Regions from separate parts of the Homo sapiens genome. Here region 2 is linked to region 1. Evidence: chromatin contacts called from ENCODE Hi-C or POLR2A ChIA-PET data. All regions are on one chromosome and are shown on one strand. Each heading gives the region's core, a stretch centred on a gene start or an enhancer-like site at or near the end of the contact. The rest is flanking DNA. Distances are from core to core; before and after follow the strand shown. Region 1 holds the start of CLSPN (claspin). Region 2 holds the start of PSMB2 (proteasome 20S subunit beta 2).

Region 1 (3,753 bases), core at 737-3,236:
TGAATCAACTTATTAATAAAGGGAGAAATATGAACATCAGTAATGTAACAGGGCACAAGGCCTCAGCTGAGTGGTTTCTCAAAAAATTATTAAATTGGTCAGGCATGGTGGCTCACGCCTGTAATCCCAGCACTTTGGGAGGCCGAGGTGGGTGGATCACAAGGTCAGGAGTTCGAGACTAGCCTGGCCAATACAGTAAAACCCCGTATCTACTAAAAATACAAAAATTAGCTGGGCGTGGTGGTGTGTGCCTGTAGTCCCAGCTGCTCAGGAGGCTGGGGCAGGAGAATCGCTTGAATCCAGGAGACAGAAGTTGCAGTGAGCCGAGATTGTGCCACTGCACTCCAGTCTGGGCAACAGAGCGAGACTCCGTCTCAAAAAAAAAAAAATTATTAAATTGATTTGAATGCAAGGTACAAATTTTTTTTTTTTTTGATACAGTGTCTCACTCTGTCACCTAGGCTGGAGTGCAGTGGCAGGATCATGGCTCACTGCAGCCTTGACCTCCCAGGCCCAAAGGATTCTCTCACCTCAGCCACCCGAGTAGCTGGGACCGAGTAGCTGGGACCACAGGCGACGCCCGGCTAATTTTTTTTTTTTTGTAGAGGCGGGGTTTTGCCATGTTTTCTATGCAGGCTGGTTTCGAACTCTTGAGCTCAAGCAATCTGCCGGCCTTAGCCTCCCGAAGTGCTGGGATTGCTGAGAATTAATATGTATGCACTGATGATCCTCTCAACAATCCAAAGCAGTAAAACTATTACTTCTGTTTGTGAGTGTGGAAACCGAATTTAGGTAACCAGACAGCTCAAGGAATAGGGCTGCTTTGAATGACGATTATCTTCTAGGCAATTTGCAGCAACGTCAAAGGGCAGGGCCAGTAACAGGGTGGGGTGAGGTCTCAAAAAATTCAGTAATCAAAATGAATAACATTAATGCAATATTTTTTAAAAAATTAAATCAATAATCTACAGCTCATGAGGTAAATAATATGCCCGCTTTTGTAAATAAAGTTTATTGGAAACAGGGATGGAATTAGGGTGAGGTGATTGAGGCAAGGTCGTGCAAATGACTGGTCGGATCTCGTCTTTGTTTAAACGTCTGATATTTTGTTCAATATCAAATCATAAAAAGTTTTTGCATTAATTTTGGTTTTTTAAAAATATTGCATTAAAATATGAGTTTGATTGAGGGTTTTGGCGCCCCTTTAAATTTTGCTCCTAAGGCGGGAGTGCCTTGCCCGAATCCGGCCCAGAAAGGACACAGCTCTGGAAACATCTGTTTTCTATGCCCAATTTCGCCAGGGAGCTGCCAGCCACCAGCCAGGAGCCCCAGCGGTGACTTCCCCACTCGGGGCCCGGTCGGAAAACGCAAAGGGCCTGCGCGCGATGACCTCCAGGGCCCCTCCCAGGCCCAGTGTGGAACTCCCTAACACCCTCGCTCGCCCTCTCTCTGCGGAGAATCCCCCCGCACCGCTGCGGCCGGGTTCGGCTAGAGCCTCCCGGCTTTCAGAGCACCCTGAGGGGAGGAGCTTCCGCGACAGGAAACGCGCCAAAGGGGAGGGCTGGCGGCAGGAACCGGCTGAAGAGGGGCTGGGCTGCCGGCAGTGCGCGCCGCAGAGACCTGGAGCTCTCCGGCCACGGAGCCCGAAGCGCGGGAAGCCCGGCGGCGGGACGGGATGCCCGGTCGGAACCCATCCCGGCCGAGTCTCGAGGCCGCGGGAGCCGGCGCGGCGAACGCCGGGAGCCGCAGTCCTCCCGCCCGGGCGCCTCGGGTCAGCGGGGTCTACCCCGGCCCCACCTAACCTCTCGGTGCCCGGCCTTCTAAGCCCCCGTGGGGGGCGTGTGCATAAACTCACCTCAGAACCCACCTCGCCTGTCATGACTTCTGCCTCCCCTGCGCTCCACTAGGGACGGAGCTGTCTCTGATTCCCTCAGCCGGAGAGCAGCGGCTCCCGCCGTCTCCAGCCCAGCAGTGCTGTTCTTGCTTTCCCGCCCAGCCAGAGTGGAGGTCCCACCCAGATGGTTTGCACCAATCCAGAGGGGGCTTTCCAGCGAGTCCCCGCCCCCTTCCGACCCACCAATCACGCAGCGCCTCTGGCCGCCCAATCTCCTATTACCCAGGCTGAGTTGGCGGGTCGCAGCTGCTGGTAGCGGAGCCTGGGGGAGCTGGAGGTGCACGGGGGCGGGGCAGTCGGTACCAGGCGAGCCGTGGTCTTTGACCTTTGACACTTGCCAAAGCATCGAGTGCGATTGGAGGGGTGAGTCTTTCGGGGGGAAGTGAGCTGGGAAACGGTTCCTGGGCACCTGGGAGTGTCCTGTACCTGAACTTTTTAGAGGAATTCCAAGGTTCCCGTGGGGATTTTCTCCACTGACTTCATTTCTGGAGCAGCTAGATCCTGTGTGCCTCTTGTACATGACACTTACCACTGAATATATATATATATATATATATATATATATATATATATATATACACACACACACACATATGTACACACATATATACATACACATATATACACATACACATGTATGTGTATACACACACACTTTTTTTTTTTTTGAGATGGAGTCTCCCTCTGTTAGCCAGGATGAAATGCAGTGGCGCGATCTCGGCTCACTGCAACCTCCGCCTCCCGGGTTCAAGCGATTCTCGTGCCTCAGCCTCCTGAGTAGCTAGGATTACAGGCACCCGCCACCAACCCCTGGCTAATTTTTGTATTTTTAGTAGAGACGGGGTTTCACCATGTTGGCCAGGCTGGTCTCGAACTCCTGATCTCAAATGATCCTCGCCTCGGCCTCCCAAAGTGCTGGGAGGCCTCATACCCCTCACAGGCGTGAGCCACTGTGCCCGGCCCACTTTTATTTTTTAAAGAGGGCCGGGCTCCATGGCTCACGCTTGTAATCTCAACGCTTTGGGAGGCCGAGGTGGGAGGATGGCTTGAGTCCAGGAGTTTGAGGTTAGAGTGAGTTATGATCGCACCACTGCACTTCAGCGTAGGCGATAGAGGGAGACCTTGTCTCTAAAGAAAAAAGTTTTGTGGGCTGCTCAGATACCAAAGAATATGGTTGGATAATCTTTATAATTCTCTGTAGAGTTAATTTGAGGATGTAGAAAGCACTCATCACTCCTAGAGGGCATTCTACCTTTAAACAAGGCTGGAAAAAGAATTGAAGCTCTGAAATCAGGTTTATCCCAGACACAGTTCTTTTTTTTTTTTTTTTTTTTTTGTTGAGACAGAGTCTCTCCCTGTCACCATGGCTGGGTGCAATGGCGTGATCTCGGCTCACTGCAACCTCCGCCTCCCGGGTTCAAGCGATTCTCCTGCCTCAGCCTCCTGAGTAGCTAGGATTATAGGCATGTGCCACCACGCTCAGATAATTTTTTGTAACTTTAGTAGAGACAAGATTTCACCATTTTGGCCAGGCTGATCTTGAACTCCTGACCTCGTGATCCGCCCGTCTCAGCCTCCCAAAGTGCTGGGATTACAGGTGTGAGTCACCGCACCTGGCCTATCCCAGACAATTCTAATCCCAGTTTTGCCACTGTGCTGGCCATTATTTTTTGCCTCTCCAGGTCAATTCTCTGTCCTTCCTTTACCCTGGTGTGTGTCAAGGCAAGGCTGACCTCTCTAGACTGTATTATCCCAGCTCCCTTGCCCTTCTGGTTGGGTCAGGCCCCTGTAAAGACACCTTATAAGGTTACTGTAAGGAGATGAGAGGCCACCAGGAAAGAAAGGTCAGAGTATTTATT
Region 2 (3,488 bases), core at 394-2,893, 130 kb before region 1:
TATGTTAAGTGATTTACATTAATTCATTAACCTTTTGAGATAGGTGCTATTACATTACCACCTTATAGATGTTAGCTCTAGGGCACGGAGTTAGAGAAATTTGCTTAAGGTCACAAGTGGCAGAACCTGGGTTCAACCTATGCAGTGAGTCCAGACATTTTGCCCCTAAGTACTATAATATACTATACTATACTATACTATACTATACTATACTATACTATCTATACTAAATTACTCAATACATAATTTTAAGAAGATTTTGGTTGTTTTTCTGCAGAATCTAAGTTTGTTTTCCTTAACTGATCAAAGACGTGCTACTGTTGAAAAAGTATTAAGCTTTGGTTCAGATGACTTAATGGTCATTTGACAAATATGTTTGGGCACCTACGTACACTTAGTATTATTAAGTACCTGCCTAGTGCTAAGGATTTGCACATAACTCATTTACTAAATCCTCCCGACAAGTTTGTGAGTTTGGTATTGCTAATCTTAAAGATGAGGAAATCTGGGCACTGCAAAATAACTTATACAAACTCATAAGGCAAATAAATGACAGGGCTCCAATCTCTTAACTCCATTAACTACTTAAATATAAGGAAAACCTGGCAGCCATTGCTCTGGAAAACTGGAAAAGAAGAATCGGGAGCCACGGGAAGAAGGAAAATGCCAAGCTTCTGGTCCCACAGTCTCACTCTCCCCAGGATCCCACCTTATGCCGCCAACAAACTAACCTCATTACTAGCGACACCAGGAAACTTATCAGAGATTCGGGGATCTAGAGAGCCAGTCCCACAGTCTCACTCTCCTCAGGATCCCACCTTATGCCGCCAACAAACTAACCTCATTACTAGCGACACCAGGAAACTTATCAGAGATTCGGGGATCTAGAGAGCCAGGCTCTGGGCAGGCGCTTAAACATTTATAAACTGATTCCCTTTAGGCAACTCTCACCAAGCAAGAAGCATTTAGCGAAGGCCAGAGCAGAGCACTGACCCAGGAGCCCTGGAGGAGCAAATGCCAAGGTCCCAGACCTGTCTGCCTGTTTCGCCTGTAATCCCAGCACTTTGGAAGGCCGAGACGGGCGGATCTCCTGAGGTCGGGAGTTCGAGACCAGCCTGACCAATATGGAGAAATCCACATCTCTACTAATAATACAAAAATTAGCCAGGCGTGGTGGCGCATATCTGTTCCCAGCTACTCGGGAGGCTGAGGCACGAGAATCGCTTGAACCCGGGAGACAAAGACTGTGCTAAGCCGAGATCGCGCCATTGCACTCCGGCCTGGACAACAAGAGCGAAACCCCTCTCGAAAAAATAAATAAATAAATAAAATAAGTACGGGCAGGGCAGGCCGGCTTCCATCTCTCAGATCCTCCCTGGTACTTATTCAACCCCCGACAAACTCCTTCTGGCCGCTCCTACACCCCAGGCCTGGCCGGGCCTCCCCTGCTTCCTCTCACCGTCCTTCATCTGGACAATATTGCTGGCGGCCACCCGGTCGGAGGCGACAAGAACATAGTCGGGGCCTTGGATACCGATGAGGTACTCCATGGTGGCGGAAGGCCAGGGGCTGCAGGTCCGACACAGCACGAGACTCGCCCGCTTCCAGGTCTCACCGGTGAGACAGCACCTCAGAGCGAAGATTGGCGCGACGCCTGCAGCACGACTTCCACGGCGCTCTCGGATGACGTACAACTGTCGCGAGAGGTTGCAAAGCGGGCGCGGCGCCGGGTGCCTTATGTTCAGTGCTTGTCTCTGGGATCGTACGGGTCTCCTCCGGAGCAGGCTGTGCAGGTCACTTGCCTTATGTGACGCCCAGTTTCTCTGTTTACACACTAAGATTTTAAAAGTGGCTTTAGGATAAAATCACGCAGTGTATGTAAGGTGCCGAGCACGTGTGGGTGTCAAAAAGGGGTAGGTAGCCAGGCAGCCGTTTCCCTACGTTGCTCGGTAAAATCTCCCCAGAAACCCCTTTCCTGCAAGCCAGATTGGAGAAAAATTAACTTGAGGGGAGCCTTACTTCCATCCTTCACAAAAATAGTATATGGTTGGATTAAAGATATAAGCATGGCCGGGCGCAGTGGCTCACGCCTGTAATCCCAGCACTTTGGGAGGCCAAGGCAGGCGGATCACCTGAGCTTGGGAGTTCGAGACCAGCCTGACCAATATGGAGAAACCCCGTCTCTACTAAAAATACAAAATTAGCTGGGCGTGGTGGCGCATGCCTGTAATCCCAGCTACTCTGGAGGCTGAGACAGAGAATCGCTTGATCCCTGGAGGCGGAGGTTGCGGTGAGCACTCCAGCCTGGGCAACAAAAGCGAAACTCCGTCTCAAAAAAAAAAAAAAAAAAAAAAAAAAAAAAAAAAAAAAAAAAAAGAGAGGGAGAGAGATACAAACATGGAAGAAAAAGTAGAAAAATATTTCTGTAATTTTTGGAAGAGATGTGTTTCTAAGCTTGACAGGGAACCCAGAAGCAATATGAGAAAAGACTTGACAGATTTGACTACCTAAAATTACACGTCTCTATGTGGTGAAAGTCATTATCATGCTCAACAGTAAATGTAAATTGGGAATGTTTCAATTGTAGAAATAGTTACTATTTTGGACCTTATAGACAGAAGAAAGGAAAAAGTTAATATCTATAACTTAAAAGATATTCCTACAAACCAATGGGAGGGGAGCCGGGTGAGACAATACCATTTTTAAAAGACCCGGCAGGGCACGGGGGCGGATCAAGAGGTCGGGAGTTCGAGAACAGCCTGGCCAATATGGTGAAACCCCGTCCCTACTAAAAATACAAAAAATTAGTTGGGCGTGGTGGCAGGCGCCTGTACTACTCCGGAGGCTGAAGCAGGAGAATTGCTTGAACCTAGGAGGCGGAGATTGCAGTGAGCCGAGATAGCGCCCCTCCACTCCAGCCTGTGCAACAGAGAGACTCCATCTCAAAAAAAAAAATAAAAAATAAAAAAAGACCAAAGACTAAGAAAAACAATTCACAAAAGAAGCAACACGAATGGCCAATAAACATGAAAAGATCCTCAACCTTGATGGTAATTAGGAAAATGGGAAATAAGAAACAATGAGAAAGTATAAATTGGGGGTAAGGTTCTAAGTTGTACAACCTTTTTATAGAGAACAATTTTAATATCTGTTAAATATGCATAACCTTTTGAATATGTCCAAAAGAAATGTTTGGACACACAGTCCAAATATTTGTGTACCGAGATACTCAGTGTTGCCAGGGGCAGTGGCTCACGCCAGTAATCCTAGCACTTTGGGAGGCCAAGACGAGCGGATCACGAGTTCAGGAGTTCGAGACCAGCCTGGCCAACATGATGAAACCCCGTCTCTACTAAAAATACCAAAATTAGCTGGGCGTGGTGGTGCGGCACCTGTAATCCCAGCTACTGGGGAGGCCAAGGCAAGAGAATCGCTTGAACCCGGGAGGCAGAGGTTGCAGTGAGCCAAGATCACACCATTACACTCCA

The links. A loop is a pair of places that touch in the nucleus more often than their neighbours do. ChIA-PET counts read pairs that join two places held with the same protein, here RNA polymerase II (POLR2A). Pooled maps may share reads with other maps.
Region 2: a loop to region 1 is called in a map of B cell, with 13 times the contacts of the local background. The contact joins the promoter of PSMB2 here to the promoter of CLSPN in region 1. A Hi-C loop is called at or near these places in 19 of 168 maps with a recorded cell type or tissue (B cell, CD4-positive, alpha-beta T cell, CD4-positive, alpha-beta memory T cell and 14 more), 32 of 37 single-sample maps with no recorded cell type and 28 of 50 pooled maps. POLR2A ChIA-PET finds 5 or more read pairs at or near these places in 16 of 52 experiments (A549, A673, CD8-positive, alpha-beta memory T cell and 11 more).

The regions. Positions count from the first base shown.
Region 1 is chr1:35,767,992-35,771,744 of GRCh38, forward strand. CLSPN (claspin) reads right to left here and starts at 1,987. Exons shown (of 25, transcript NM_022111.4): 1 at 1,856-1,987. The coding sequence starts at 1,879. It overlaps CLSPN-DT (CLSPN divergent transcript), which reads left to right and starts at 2,104. Exons shown (of 3, transcript NR_199050.1): 1 at 2,104-2,257. RefSeq lists a silencer at 1,600-1,829.
Region 2 is chr1:35,639,883-35,643,370 of GRCh38, forward strand. It overlaps PSMB2 (proteasome 20S subunit beta 2), which reads right to left and starts at 1,644. Exons shown (of 6, transcript NM_002794.5): 1 at 1,460-1,644. The coding sequence starts at 1,550. RefSeq lists enhancers at 619-1,584, 1,373-1,832, 1,585-2,549.